3 separate regions of the Homo sapiens genome follow, and all the other regions are linked to region 1. A link is a contact called in ENCODE Hi-C or POLR2A ChIA-PET data. All regions are on one chromosome and are shown on one strand. Each heading gives the region's core, a stretch centred on a gene start or an enhancer-like site at or near the end of the contact. The rest is flanking DNA. Distances are from core to core; before and after follow the strand shown.

Region 1 (4,627 bases), core at 1,198-3,697:
CTGGGATTATGCCCATTCACTGTCTCTCTCTTTTTGCTATTAGGTTTTCTTTTATGGGATGATGGTCTAGTGAATTGTAATTACAAAAAAAAAATTTCTCTCTTGACAAAGCCGGAAGTTGGTAAAATCTTCAACTAAGAGTTCTTTCTTTTTTTCTGGCTTGTGAAATCCCACATCCTGGAAACCACTAATCTAGAGGGTTGTCTTTCTATCTGCACGTGATTTAGGGGTGTGCGGTTGTACACCATTCTTCCCCTCACACTCCCCCATGTATATGAAGGTTGTCTTTTATTATGTGCAAACCTTTCTTAAAGAACATGATATAAACATAACTCTTCCTGGCTCCAAAAAACATAACTATCACTTTGGGCAAATAATCTAATCTTCCTGGGCCTCAATTATCTTATTAAAATGAGGAAGATGGGCTGGGAGCTCTGAAGGTTCTGTCCAGATCTAACATGATGTTATTGAAGTGAATGCATGTGAGGCCAGACAGGAAAGGCTGAAGTACAGATCAGGGCCTTGAGGGAGGAGATCAGAGGCAGGGGGAGAACCCTGTCTTTTGATTTTCCTCAAAAGCAGAGTAAAAGAAAAGATTTTGGATGTATTTAAAATTTTGGTCTACATGATTCAGTGAACTCATATGCTAATTTATTTATTTATTTTTAATTTCACAGCCTAGACCTTACAAGCTAATCTGGTTTTATGAGGTGTTCTTTGTAAGATTATGTAAAATTAATGTAAAATTTAATGTAAAATTATCCAAAAGTGGATAATATGCTTTTTGAGACAAAGATGGGTAAAGGAAAACTGATCAAAATCAGCCAAAAGAATAATGAAGCTGGGCATGGTGGTCACACCTGTAATCCCAGGACTTTGGGAGGCTGAGGTGGGAGGATCACTTAAGGTCAGGAGTTTGAGACTAGAGTGGGCAATATAGGGAGATCCTGTCTCCACAAAAAATTTAAAAAAACTAGCCAGGCATGGTGGCACACACCTGTAGTCCCAGCTCCTCAGGAGGTTGAAGTGGGAGGATCACTTGAGCCTGGGAGGTTGAGGCTTCAGTGAGCCTTGATTGTGCCACTGTACTCTCACCTGGGCAAGTACAAAAACAAGAAGAAGAAGAGTGAAGAAGAGTGATAATAATAATAGTAACAGGCCAGGTGTGGTGGCTCATGCCTGTAATCCCAGCACTTTGGGAGGCCAAGGTGGGTGGATCACTTGAGGTCAGGAGTTCAAGACCAGCCTGGCCAACATGGCAAAACCCCATCTCTACTAAAAATACAAAAATTAGCTGGGCGTGGTGGCACATGCCTGTAATCCCAGCCACTGGGGAGGCTGAGGCCGGAGAATTGCTGGAACCTGGGAGGTGGAGGCTGCAGTGAGCCAAGATCATACCACTGCACTCCAGCCTGGGCAACAGAGTGAGACTCTGCCTTAATAATAATAATACTAATAGTAACAAAAAGGAGAGTAACAGTAGTTACGCTCAGGTCATTGAGTGCCAGCTCGGAACTGAACTTTGCATTCATTGTCCTCTTGAGTCCTGCAACGTAGGTTTGATCATCACATTGTTTTAGATCCAGCCATTGGCAGAGGTATGATTTGGCCCAATCCACTCACTTGAAAGCTCCCACTCCCTGTGGCCACTCCTTTAAAACAGAGCCTTGCTCCTCAAAATATGGTCTGATCACCTGCAGCGTGGGCATCCCCTGGGAGCTTGTTGGAGCAGCTCAGGCTCTGTCCCAGACCTATTCAAGCCAAATCTGGATTTAGCAAGACTCTCGAGGGATTTGTATTCAAGTAAAAGTTTGAGGAGCACTAGTTTAGATGATTCTGCTTTAGAAAAAACTTTCCCTACGCGTTAATACTTATCAAGTGTTCCCTTGCTTTATGGCTGAAGAAGGAAAGCATCACACTAAGGATGGAGAGAAGGCTGTCCTGGTTGGGGAGGGTGGAGTCCTTGCTCTACTGAGAGGGTGTGCATTTCTGAACCCTTGTTGCCTGTTTCTCTCCTTGAAAACTGAATATGTCATAGGATGTACAACACCAAGGGTGAGCCCTAACACGGACTATGGACTTTGGATTGTAACCAACGTAGCACTCTGGTGCAGGATGTGGGGATGCGGATAGTGGGTGGGGCTGTGCGTGCTGGGGGAACAAGGGGTCTGTGAGAGCTCCGTACTTTCTGCCCAATTTTGCTATGAACCTAAGACTGCCCTAAAAAATAAGGTGTATTCAAACCTGAACACACCTTAATGTATTCAGGCTGTGGGCCTTGCCGAAGATGGGACAGCTAGTAAGATAATGCCTGTTAAATTCTTTTTTAAAAAAATCATTTGGATAAAAGTGCTTTTGAAAGACAGGGTTTTGTCAAGTGCTATGATCTCATCATCTGGCAGCCCCGGCGGGCAAGGAGTCCAAGGGAAACCCAGGGCGTTGACAAGTGGGTGACTCAGGTGCCGGCCCTGCTGGCGGTGAGCAACTGCGGGGTTGGAACCCGTGGGAGGGGCAGGGAGATGTGCTGAGCTCCTTTCTGGCCAGTGCTGATGTCATCAAAGCCCCAGGGCTAAGGCTGTGCTTTCCACCTGCCCTCAGAAGCACCAGTACTCCTGGTTTCTTATTTATTTATTTTTTCTCTTCTCTCTGGTTTTCTGGGTTGTGTTTTCCCCTTTGTTCTTAAATAGTTAGTTGGGACCTGTGGTAGCTCTTTCAAGGGCTCTGCTAACACAGGACAGCCCTGGACCTTGGCTTATAGGGACTTTATATCCTCATTGTCAGTCCCTGGGGCAGTTAATATGCCTGAAACGCCCTCCACTCCCTCTTAAATGTGTGTGTGTGTGTGTGTGTGTGTGTGTTTGGTTTATTTAATACTATTCTGTAGCATAGGTAAAAGGCTTTAAAAAAACCTTTTCTGCTATCTCATTTGATTCTAAAGACAGTGTCTGGTCAATGGATGGGTGATGGTATTAGGAACACAGGCTGGGTGTCAATCATCCTCCAGTTAATGCAGAAAGAAGGATTCAGTGAGTGAAGTGACTTGCTTAAGGGCACACAGCTCTGTGCAGGTGGGCAACGTGGGAAGGCTCCCAGGGCTCTCCCTTACAAATCCCCAGGCATCTGGCTTCCTAAGCCTGAGGCCTTACTTGTCCTGCCTAAATACTACTAGGTCAGCAAAACTTGTTAGCCATAAAGAGAGAACACTAACCCTGTGTGTCACAGGGGATTCAGGATCAGGGTGGTAGAAACCAATAGGGCCATTTTTTCCTCTGGGCTGTGCTGTTTCTGCCAAGCACCTTCTTGTTTTTATCCATAATAAAAATAAGTGCTAAGTTTTTCATTTTACTTATTTTTTAGATTTTGGGTGTGTTGCCTAGGCTGGAGTGCAGTGGTGTGATCATTACTCACTGCCGTCTGCAGTCTTGACTTTCCAGGCTCGCTACAGCCTCCAGAGCAGCTGGGATTACAGGTGCACACCACCACAGCCGGCTAATTGTTTTTTTTTTTTTTTAGAGATGAGGTCTTGCTGTGTCACCCAGGCTGATCTTGAACTCCTGGCCTCAAGTTATCCGCCAGCCTTAGTCTCTCAAGTTGCTAGGATTATAGGCGTGAGCAACCAAGCTCAGCTGGTGCTAAGTTTTAAGAAATAAAATAACCAGAAAAATTAGGCCAAGTGAAATAGTTCAACTTAGCTTAGCAATGGCAAGCTCAGGTCTTTTCCAAATAATGAGGAAACCTGGTGAAACCACAGTAACCTCAGTGAGCTGTGGCCTTTGCTGACGAGATGGGTGATCAGAATTTGAGGCAAATGGTCCAAGTAGCTGTTTATCGTCTTCAACTTTCACAGCTTCCATTCCAAGCCAATAACTCACTTCTGGGCCCCACAAGTGACCTGTGTTCTACACCTCTATCAATTTTCCCCGAGGTGACTTATTCATTAGCAAATGTGAAAAATTACTAATTAGCACCCCTTCCATGTGAAAGCAGTCTAGACTATTGGTGGGTGTTCAAAAAGGAAGACAACTTCTCCCATCCTCTTGCCTTCTGAGATACTTGGATTTACACAGGAAGGATGTCTCCACTAATGAAACTACCACAGCCTTAGAGACATTTTAAATGGAAAAAGTGGATATAAAAATAATGCTAAAAAAGTTTGAAAAGGCACACTGGCAGCAATGAGGTGAAAAAAAAGGTCTGAAGAAAATGTAAAAAACCCATAAAACCCATAATACTACCATCTTCATATGATAGAAGCATTTATATATTTTCATATTTTCTAGTTTTGGTCCACAAATAAAGACACATTTATTTGGCATTGTGGCAAGCTCATTGTAACATACTCACTGAATATTATCCATTCCTCCCACCTATATCCTATGTTTATACATTGCCTTCATAATGATCATTTTTGATGTCTGCATAATATTGATCATGTGGACACCCTGAATGTACTAAGCAAACTCTTGATTTAATTTTTTTTTTTTTTTGAGATAGGGTCTCCCTCTGTCACCCAGGCTGGAGTGCAGTGGCACAATCATAGCTCACTGTAACCTTGAACTCCTGGGCTCGAGGATCCCTCTTCAGCCTCCTGAGTAGCCATCACTACAAGCATGTGCCCTCATGCCCA
Region 2 (4,627 bases), core at 190-2,689, 120 kb after region 1:
GTCTGAATTCCAAACACACTTGGACCCTTGCATTTCAGAAAGTGACCATGCACCCATAACAATGGCTAGTCTTCATGGCGCACACTCATGTTTTAGGCCATTTAATCCCCACATAGCCCTATGGGAAGGTTCCTTTAGCTTTTCCATTTGACAGTGGGTGACACACAGAAAGATAAAGAAACCAAGACAGGCTGCACATTTAACAAGCACAGAGTCAGGACTGGACCAGGCAGCCTGGCATCAGAAACTTTTCTCTTGAGACTCCTTTGCACTGCCTGTGTTTTCTGTTTCACTCCTACTGAGATATTAATCACCTACCAAAACTCAAAATACCACGGGAAACAGCATTCTGTGGTGGTTAAGAATATGGACTATGGATATAGAATGCCTGAGTTTACATCTCAGCTCCATCACTTAGCAGCTGTGTCACTTTGGGCATGTTACTTAACTTCTCAGTGCTTCATCTGTAACATAAGGATAATAATAATACTTCTTAGGGTTGCTTGAGGATGAGTTAATATATGTAAGGTAACCCGGCACATGTCCGTGTTAACTATTATTATTATTATTTCATCTCACCTATCTGCAGCTGAACTAGCACCAACGAATCTCATTATATGTGAACTGAATTAGGTTAAGCTCTGGGGTCAGATCCTGATCTCTTTATCTAGTGGTTGACAGTGTCACTCACTGTTGACAGGACAGCCTCTAACAGGGGTTATTGTCATCTCACGCAGTAGTGTTTCCTGTGGGTACAGAGAGTGGCTGCATGCATAAACCAAGGGCTTCTCAACTTTCCAACATATTAATAATAAAATGAAAAGACAGAAAATCACACTTATTGACCAATTCCAAAGGAAATTCATTTTACTTTACCAAATTGTTACCAAAATATTTGCTTATTTCAACTCTGGAAAAATACCTTTGGGAGGATGAAAGGGTTGAACTTTTACTTTTTATGCTTCAAATAACTTCTAAACACAAGCCTGTTTGGTGAAAAGGGAAAAAACCTGTGAATGTCTCACTTTGCAAAAGAACAACAGGAAGCTCTGGTTGGCAAGGTTTTACATGCACTTCAGAGAGTTTAAGGTCAAGGTGCAGAAGGGCTAGTGAGGAACTGGAGCTGAGGCTGAGCTTGTGGCTTAAGGGGTGGGTGCTAGATTTCTGCCTGCTTAGGAGGGGCTGTGCCTCTCCCTTCTCCCTTGGCCAGCTGCTCACAGGAACTTCTTTTTCTGGAGCCTTGTAGAAGATTCATCGTGGTCCCAGCACTTACACATCTGAGCCAGCTCAGGCTGGATGGAAAGTTTTGAGGGCCACCTATTCCTAAATATTCAGGAGGAGAAAAGAAAATCCCTTGCAAATGACAGGAAAAAGCCATCCTTTCTCAATACTTAAACATGACATTATGATTCCTGGAAACCACAACAAAAAAACAGAACAACATTCACTCTGTCTCAAAAATTCAAATAGGCACAAGGCAATGACATATGGTAGTTTTTGTTTCTCACAGAACTGAGATCTGCAGTTCTCAAGGACTTTCTGGATGGTGACTACAGCCAGGGGCAATGAGGTCAGCGTGGCTGGGGCTTTCCGGTCACTGGTGGGCAGAGGAGCACAGGGAGCATGTACTGGGGTTGGATCTATAGGCTGGGAGCCAGCAGGCCTGCACTCAAATGCAGTTCTACCACTTTCTACTTGTGGGGTTTGCTGATAAGGCCTCTCTGCCTCAGTTCCTCAGCTGCAAAGTAGGGAGAATAATAGTATTTGGCTCCCAGGGTGGCTGTGAGCGTTAAATGAATGAAGACATAGCAAGGTGTTCAATACCTTGCACGGGTCAGCTATTTAGTTAATGTTATTTATTATTGTTGTGCTCTGATCCTACTTGTGCAATCAGGGGAATGCCATTAACCTCTTTTTGTCCTTGTTTCTCCCTTATAAAATGGAATAAAAATACTTCTTTTGGGGCTGTTGTAAAGTTTAAATGGAATAGTGTACAAATTGGCATTTATTGAGTTGGGTTCAATAAGTGGTAGCCTTCCCAGGAAGGATCGTTTGGGAGTCTTCTACACCTTAGATTCCCCATGAGATCTTTTCAAAGGCAAATCTGATAACACATCTTTTCTTCCTGGAGAAGCCAAGGTTTGATCCTTGCTCAGAGCAGCTTGAAGCAGCAGTGAGTGAGTAAAGCTGGCACCCCTCCAGCTGAGAGAGGAAACCTGAACAAAACCATGGAAGGAAGTATCTAGAAGGCTTTATGCAGTGCTAGGCACACTTCTAAGGATGTGATAACTTAGTTCAACCTCACACACTCTTACAAGCTGGAACTACTATCATTTCCATTTTGCAGGTGATGAAACTGGATTCAAACCCAAGTCATCTGGCCCTGGAGTCTGTGTCCTGGGCATAACACACTGCCCTGGCATAGGAACTTTCCGAGGAGATAGGAGGCTGAGATCATGGTGGGGAAATGAGCAGAAAGGCTGGTGGGAGTGCTGTGAACACCAGGCCAACCTTCAATTTAAAACAATTCCTTCAAGGAAACACAGCTCCAACTATTCCTTGTCAGCAGAGCAGCTGCACACAGTCCCTTGTCCTGTATGTCCTGATAATCGTCCTTTTCCACTTCCTCTCTCCCCTCCCCCTGGCCGACTTATTGATACCGACGTGGACAAATGAGGTCAGAAAACTTCAGTGACCGCACACAGTGTCCTTCTCTATGGGTCACTCGCTCACAAGGTCAGCACAACAAACCCTCCTGCTGCAAGGATTGTCCCTGGGAAGCTGGGGGAGGAGCCTGCGTGCTTCCGCGTCTCCCTTGACTCCTGCCTGTCCGAGGCCAGAATGGGACTGCGCTGATTAGAGAGGGAGCAATTCTGGAGGGCAGGAGTGAGGTGGAGGAGGTGACCCTGAGCTAGGCAGAAGATCACGTAGGAGGCTGTTCACTGAAATGAGCTTTTGCACTTGGAACATTACATAATCAGAGAACACCTTGTTACCTTGTTTTGGTAATAATTAAGAGTTCAAATCAATCACCTTTCCATTCATTATTTTTAAAACGACAGATGTCAGAAATCTAAACCTTGTTTTTACTGTTTTGGGGGATGCGGGGAAGCGAGATTAGCCAGCCTCTGAATCACCCACCCACATGTGGTACATTCCTTGGGGTAATTAGAAGATTGTATGTTCCTCTTTCCAGAGATACTTGAAGAATCATACTGTAAATTTGTGTAACATTTTATAAATTATTTTGCGTACATTTTTAGGAGATGAGAAATCATTTTGTTTCAGATTAAAAACTCTCTCAAAATAAAATCTAAATATCTCTTCCTGGACATAGCTTTTTTCAGACTGCAACTGCAGAATGGGGCTTTTTTCTATCTCTCTTTATTTAAAGATCACATAAATTTTAAGAAAAGAAAGCCACTGGTTTTAGGAGTCTAAGAGCAAAGATTTAGAAAGAAGAAAGAATACGCCTTTGGAAGATCTGCATACTTTGGAAATGAAGAGAGTTTTATTTCTTAGAGACAGGAGGAAGATTTATAGATTTATGTTTCCTCCATAAGACAAATGACCGAAGCGCACGTTGTTGGTTTTTTTCAGCACTAAATCTAATCAATAACCTTTGTTACGAAAGAAACAAATAATCGCTAAAGTTTAGTAAAGGTATAAAATTCACTAGGTTCTAGTGTTCGGGTTATTTGAAACGTGTGTGTGTGTCTCTCTCTCTAGAGCTGTGCTTCAGCTAATTCCTGTTAAATAGTTATGGAGTATTTTTTTCTTTTTGCTACGAGCCTTGCAACATATGAGACAAATCAGACAAGTTTAGAATCACAGAATGTTAGGGCTGGAGAGGACGTGGCGCTAGCCGCGTGCCCAGAGTTTACAGTTGAGACGTTGAGGCCCCCAGAGCTGCTGAGACTTGCCCAGTGTCACCTAGCTGCTGAGGCCCGGGGACCTCGTTGTCGCATCCGACCTGGGGCGTGCGCAGCTCTAATTCTCCGCTCTGAATGCTGGCCCTGGAGTTGCCCCTGCTCTCTCACAGCTCAATACTTGGGGACCAAACTCTCTCTCTTTCTGCTCCCCTCACCCCCACCAAGCGCCGTACCCACCTCCCTCGCTATCAAACAAAAGCTCCAGGCATTGGAAACGTTTCCCCGCCGGGAGCGCCAGGGTCCGGCCGCGCTGCGGGGTCGGTCTGCGCGCGCGGCGGGGTGGTGGGCGCGTCTGGCCGCCCGGGTCTTCAGGCGCGCAGCGACGCCGGCCCGGGCCGCCGGTCTCAGCGCCCGGCTCCGGCTGGGCGGCCCCGGACGCGCCGAGCCAGGCTCGCGGGGGTCAAGTCCAGGTTGCGGCGCAGGAAGGCGGCGGGGGAGGGGCGGGCCGGCCGCGCCCTCACCCCCTCTTCTCCGCGCCCAGTGCGGAATGATGGGCCGGTTCCCTCGGTGTGGTATGTCTGTATAAACATCGTTAGCCTCCGGGCCGACACGTGGTGCATTTTTAATTTCGCCTTACAAATTGCGGCCTCCTGGCGCTGGAGAAGCGGTGGGGGACCTTGACTCCCCGCCTTTCGGGTGCATTCCTGGGCTCCCGGCTGCCTAGACACGAAAGGGTGCTGTGCTTCCTGGCTTCG
Region 3 (4,627 bases), core at 1,453-3,952, 110 kb before region 1:
TCCTCAGGCTCCTCTTCATCAGTGGCAGTGCCTTCTTTTGGCGGGTGTATCTTAAGCTTTTAAAGATCTAAAAGGCTTTTAAGCAAACAAGTATATCTAAATGACAGATGTGAATGTGTGTGTAAATTCGAGACAAAATTTTTTTGAGATGTGGTCTTCCTATGTTGCCCAGGATGGCCTCAAATTTCTAGGCTAAAGTGATCCTCCCACCCCAGCCTCTCAAGTAGCTGGGGCTATAGGCATACACCTGGCTTCAAATCTTTCTTAGCTAGAAAAATTGAGTGCAATTGACAGGATAAGAAAAAGACTCACTATGCATTAGATAATTCATCTTATTTCTTAGAAACCCTAGTCGCTCAAGAGCAAAGCCTCAGTGATTGCTTGTGTAATCTTGATTTTTAATAAAAAGGCATTCAAATTATAAGCCAATGATCTATAAATGTGTTTTTTATTAAAAAACAAAAACATCATTGCAATGCTCTGATGATATGTAAATATCTTATGTGGAAACTGACTTGAATACCTTCAAAATATGCCACAAGAAGGTTGTGAAAATAAGATGGGAAACCAGAGGAGCAAAATGAAAATGTTTTTGCCCAGGCAATTTAGATCTGAGGGATATATATAAACAGATTCTTCCCCACACAGCGACCATCCTTATCCACAGAGGAGGGTACAGCCAAATGTTCAAACCCAGAAGAGTTAATAACTGCTCTATAGGACCTATGTGATCTTGCTGTTCCTCTTGTCCTGAACATGCAGATTCTGTACCCAAGGAGAGAAGCATAATAGTGACATATTATTATTGTCAATAATAATATGACATGATACATATATATACATATATATATATATATATATATATATATACAGGTATATATACATGTGACAGAGCAAGACTGTCTCAAAAAAAAAGTAAACTAAAGAAAGAAGAAACTTTTATTTCTTAAGCACTTATTATTAGCATTTACTAGTTGTCAAGCACTTTAAATGATCTTATTTAAGCCTCATAACAATCCTGAAATGTGGGCTTTCTCACTTCCATTTTATTTATTTAATTTATTTTTTGAGACGGAGTTTCACTCTTGTTGCCCAGGCTGGAGTGCAGTGGTGTGATCTTGGCTCACTGCCACCTTCACCTCCTGGGTTCAAGCGATTCTCCTGCGTCAGCCTCCTGAGTAGCCGGGATTATAGCCGCTCGCCACCACCTTTGGCTAATTTTTGTATTTTTAGTAGAGACGGGGTTTCGTCATGTTGACCCGGGTGGTCTTGAACTCCTGACTTAAGGTGATCTGCCCGCCTTGGCCTCCTAAAGTGCTGGGATTACAGGCATGAGCCACTGTGCCTGGCCTCATCTCCATTTTACACATGTAAAATGTCCAGTCCAGGACTCAGAGGGCTTAAGTAATTTGCATGAAGATGGTGAACTATAGAGCAGGATTTGAATACGGGCCTGCCCGGCTCTGAGGTCTGTGATCCTTCATATCACCCTGCTGACAAGGCAGAATGCTGACAAAAGCGTCAGCATTTTGTGGGGTGAACCTGGGGACACAGGCATTTCTCCTACCCTCAATGTCCTCAGATGGGGTTGAATTGAATACGTCTCAAATTGTTTTCAAGGCATAAAACTATTGCCTATGTAGGTCCTCAGTAAATGTTGAGTGAATCACATTGTATATATCCAAAACTCTATCACCAGCGTTAGGTGAGATGGGCAAGGCCCAGGAGGCAGGGAAAGGAAATAATGAAATGTTGTCCATTCATGTGGATCTTAGCCATAAAAGTACTTGTCAGTTTTAACATATATTTGGTTGTTTTAAAAACACATTTTTACATAAGTAGAGCTTTGGCATATTTTTCTATAAACAAATATGGCTGCCTCCTTTGTTATACTTTTTTTTTTTTTTTTTTGGATACAGAGTCTTGCTCTGTTGCCCAGGCTGGAGTGCAGTGGTGCGATCTCGGCTCACCACAACCTCCGCATCCCAGGTTCAAGTGATTCTCCTGCCACAGCCTCCTGCGTAGCTGGGATTACAGGCGGGTGCCACCACGCCAGGCTGATTTTTGTATATTCAGTAGAGACAGGGTTTCACTATGTTGGCCAGGCTGGTCTCAAACTCCTGAACTCATTATCTGCCTGCCTCGGCCACACAAAGTGTTGGGATTACAGGTGTGAGCCACCACGCCCAGCCTGTTATACTTTTAAATACATGTCTGGGGTTAACATTATGCATCAAACTAACTTCTCTTCAGGTGTATATCTTCAGCAGTTTCTATTTCCACCAAGGATTAGAAGGTTTCTAGGCTCGTGTTTACCTGATCTTTAGTATTGTATGTGTGTATACCTGCTTTATAAATAAGTTGGGAATTTCCCCATCTGTCTGAGATCCACGACTGTTCTGCTGGAGGCATTTTCTTCACTCTGCTATGGCTTACTGTGTATGAACTGCTGCCACACTTATGTTATCTAGAGTTATCTGGAACATTTGGGCCTCCTTGATTTAGGTGAGTGAATGAAACAACAAGCAACAACAACAACAACAACAACAACAAACTATGAGTATAGCTAAACAATAAAAAGATAGTGGGTGAAGAGCTGAGCCCAGTAGTGAAGAGACCGGATTCCTGCAGTGTTTCCTGCCTGTCATGAACACCCTGGAGGTGGCCCTGCGCCAGGGTGACCTGCCTCACCCCTGGGTCATCCGTCCAGGGCGCTCTGGGCATGCAGCCTGAGGCTGGGGAAGCTGCTTCCAGCAGAGAAGCGCTGAGAGGGCACGTGGCTTTGTGGGACGTGGTGGCTCATTCTCTCTGCAGGGTTAAGTAGTACCTGGTTTCCCTGGGGTCTACAGAAGATCACAATAATTATCTGGACTTTTGTCATTAAGCTTAGGAGGAAAAAATACACCAAAAAAGGAGAATGAAATCCTGAGGTTTCTTTGCCTGGTGGGTCATCTGAAACCCCACTCAGGAAGTAACCTAGAAAGGGAAAAGTCTGTAGCTCCAAATGATGGGTTCTCTGTGAAAGACCTACAACCTGTACACATGGTGTCATCCCATAATAATCAGCCCCAGTCAAGGGGGTCAGGGATGGGAGGCAAATGCCCTTCTCTTCTTCTAATCTCCCTGGTGTGGTGGTGTTTTTCTGAGACATCTTTCCTCGTTTGGCCAGAGTCCACTTTCAACACATTCAAGGGAAGGGAGGAGGTGGGTGCTCAGTACCCCACTGGGACAGCTGCCTCTTCACCACAGTGGCCCAAAGGTTGGGAGTGAGTTTCCAGATAGTAGCTATTTGAATAAATCAAGGCATATGGACCGCTTTAGTGCTCTTTCATCAAGTATCTATAAAAGCCTTATTAATAGGATGATTCCTATTTGGTAGGTATAGATCAGTGGTTCTCAACTCTGCCTGTTAGAACCCTCTGGAAAGCTCAAAATCTCAGGGATTTTACCATTCCGTTGATGAACTGGAAACAGAAAAAGATGATTCTGACAGACTATTTCTTTCTGACGCCAAACTCCAGGGCCTCTCTTTCCTTTCATTAATTTTATTGGAGTTTACCCAAATAAAAAACATATCTCATCTTATCCACCTCCCTTATCTGCAAGCTGCCCAGCAAGGAAGGTGAAGGTGTTTGGAAACAGAACTCAGCATCCTGCATACCTGGTGACACATACACCAATGACAGGAAGATATTCTGACAAACCAGGAGCAGCACTGGGGATTCTTCCTGCAGGGCCTGTGGTGCCAGTATTTCCCTCCTTTCTTTTTTCTTTCTTTCCTTCCTTCCTTCCTTCCTTCCCTCCCTCCTTCCTTCTTCTTTCCTTCCTTCCCTCTTTCTCTGTCTTTCTTGCTTTCTTTCCTTCTTTCTTTTTCTTTCTCTCTCTCTCTTTTTTTTTTCTTTGAGACAGGTTCTTGCTTTGTCACCCAGGCTGGAGTGCAGTGGCACAATCATGGCTCACTGCAGCCTCGAACTCCTGGGCTCAAGCAATCCACCTACCTTGGCCTCCCAAATAGCTGGGACTACAGGCACACACCATCACGCCCAGCTGATTTTTTTATTTTTTTTGTAGGGACGGAGTCTCACCATGTTTCCTGGGCTGATCTCGAACCCTCAAGCGATCCTCCCACCTCAGCCTCTCAAAGTGCTGGGATTGCAGGCATGAGCCACCATTCCAGGCCAACACTTAGGTCTTGAGAGAATGAGAAGCTCAAGCAATTACTTTTTTATTGTTGATACTACAGGTTGTTTGTTTTACAGTTGGTCTGTAAAAGAAGACAAGGGAATTTAAACTCTTACACTTCTAGTTTTCTGAACAGCCTAATTTGAGTGGCATTTTCGCTGCATGGGAAGGCATAGCCCAGAGATAATATATGGGGAACGCTCTTTCTGATGTCCTTGGGATTCCTGTGTTGTGTGGGTTCTTTTTTTTTTTTCACTCCAAAATATATCTATTGTCATCCCTCTAAGTAACTATAGTTTGATAGATGTTTTGGTGGTAATGTGATAAAGTAAAACCTTAGAGACAAAATTTAGCATAATTGCTGCCAGCATTCATGTGTACAACATTTAGGAAAATCTCAATTTAAGTCACAAAGAGAGTTTTATACCCTGTCCTCTAGGGCTGG

The links. A loop is a pair of places that touch in the nucleus more often than their neighbours do. ChIA-PET counts read pairs that join two places held with the same protein, here RNA polymerase II (POLR2A). Pooled maps may share reads with other maps.
Region 2: a map of Caco-2 shows a loop between it and region 1 (2.9-fold over the local background). The contact joins two enhancer-like sites. A Hi-C loop is called at or near these places in 7 of 168 maps with a recorded cell type or tissue (CD8-positive, alpha-beta T cell, Caco-2, ascending aorta and 4 more) and 10 of 50 pooled maps. POLR2A ChIA-PET finds 5 or more read pairs at or near these places in 2 of 52 experiments (HEK293T and WTC11).
Region 3: a loop to region 1 is called in a map of HepG2, with 3 times the contacts of the local background. The contact joins two enhancer-like sites. A Hi-C loop is called at or near these places in 1 of 168 maps with a recorded cell type or tissue (HepG2). POLR2A ChIA-PET finds 5 or more read pairs at or near these places in 5 of 52 experiments (AG04450, GM10248, PC-3 and 2 more).

What each region holds. Positions count from the first base shown.
Region 1 is chr18:22,221,369-22,225,995 of GRCh38, forward strand. The region is part of intron 2 of LOC105372017 (a long non-coding RNA gene); the gene reads left to right. Among named protein-coding and RNA genes, the nearest start is that of GATA6, 54 kb to the left of the region's middle. Within about 2 kb of position 2,448, at least 6 of the 41 ENCODE cell types and tissues checked have a DNase peak (open chromatin) inside an H3K27ac peak, as active enhancers do.
Region 2 is chr18:22,344,357-22,348,983 of GRCh38, forward strand. It overlaps LOC105372019 (a long non-coding RNA gene), which reads right to left. Exons shown (of 2, transcript XR_935282.4): 2 at 3,490-4,592. Among named protein-coding and RNA genes, the nearest start is that of CTAGE1, 71 kb to the right of the region's middle. Within about 2 kb of position 1,440, at least 6 of the 41 ENCODE cell types and tissues checked have a DNase peak (open chromatin) inside an H3K27ac peak, as active enhancers do.
Region 3 is chr18:22,110,914-22,115,540 of GRCh38, forward strand. No RefSeq gene overlaps it. Among named protein-coding and RNA genes, the nearest start is that of GATA6-AS1, 56 kb to the right of the region's middle. Within about 2 kb of position 2,703, at least 3 of the 41 ENCODE cell types and tissues checked have a DNase peak (open chromatin) inside an H3K27ac peak, as active enhancers do.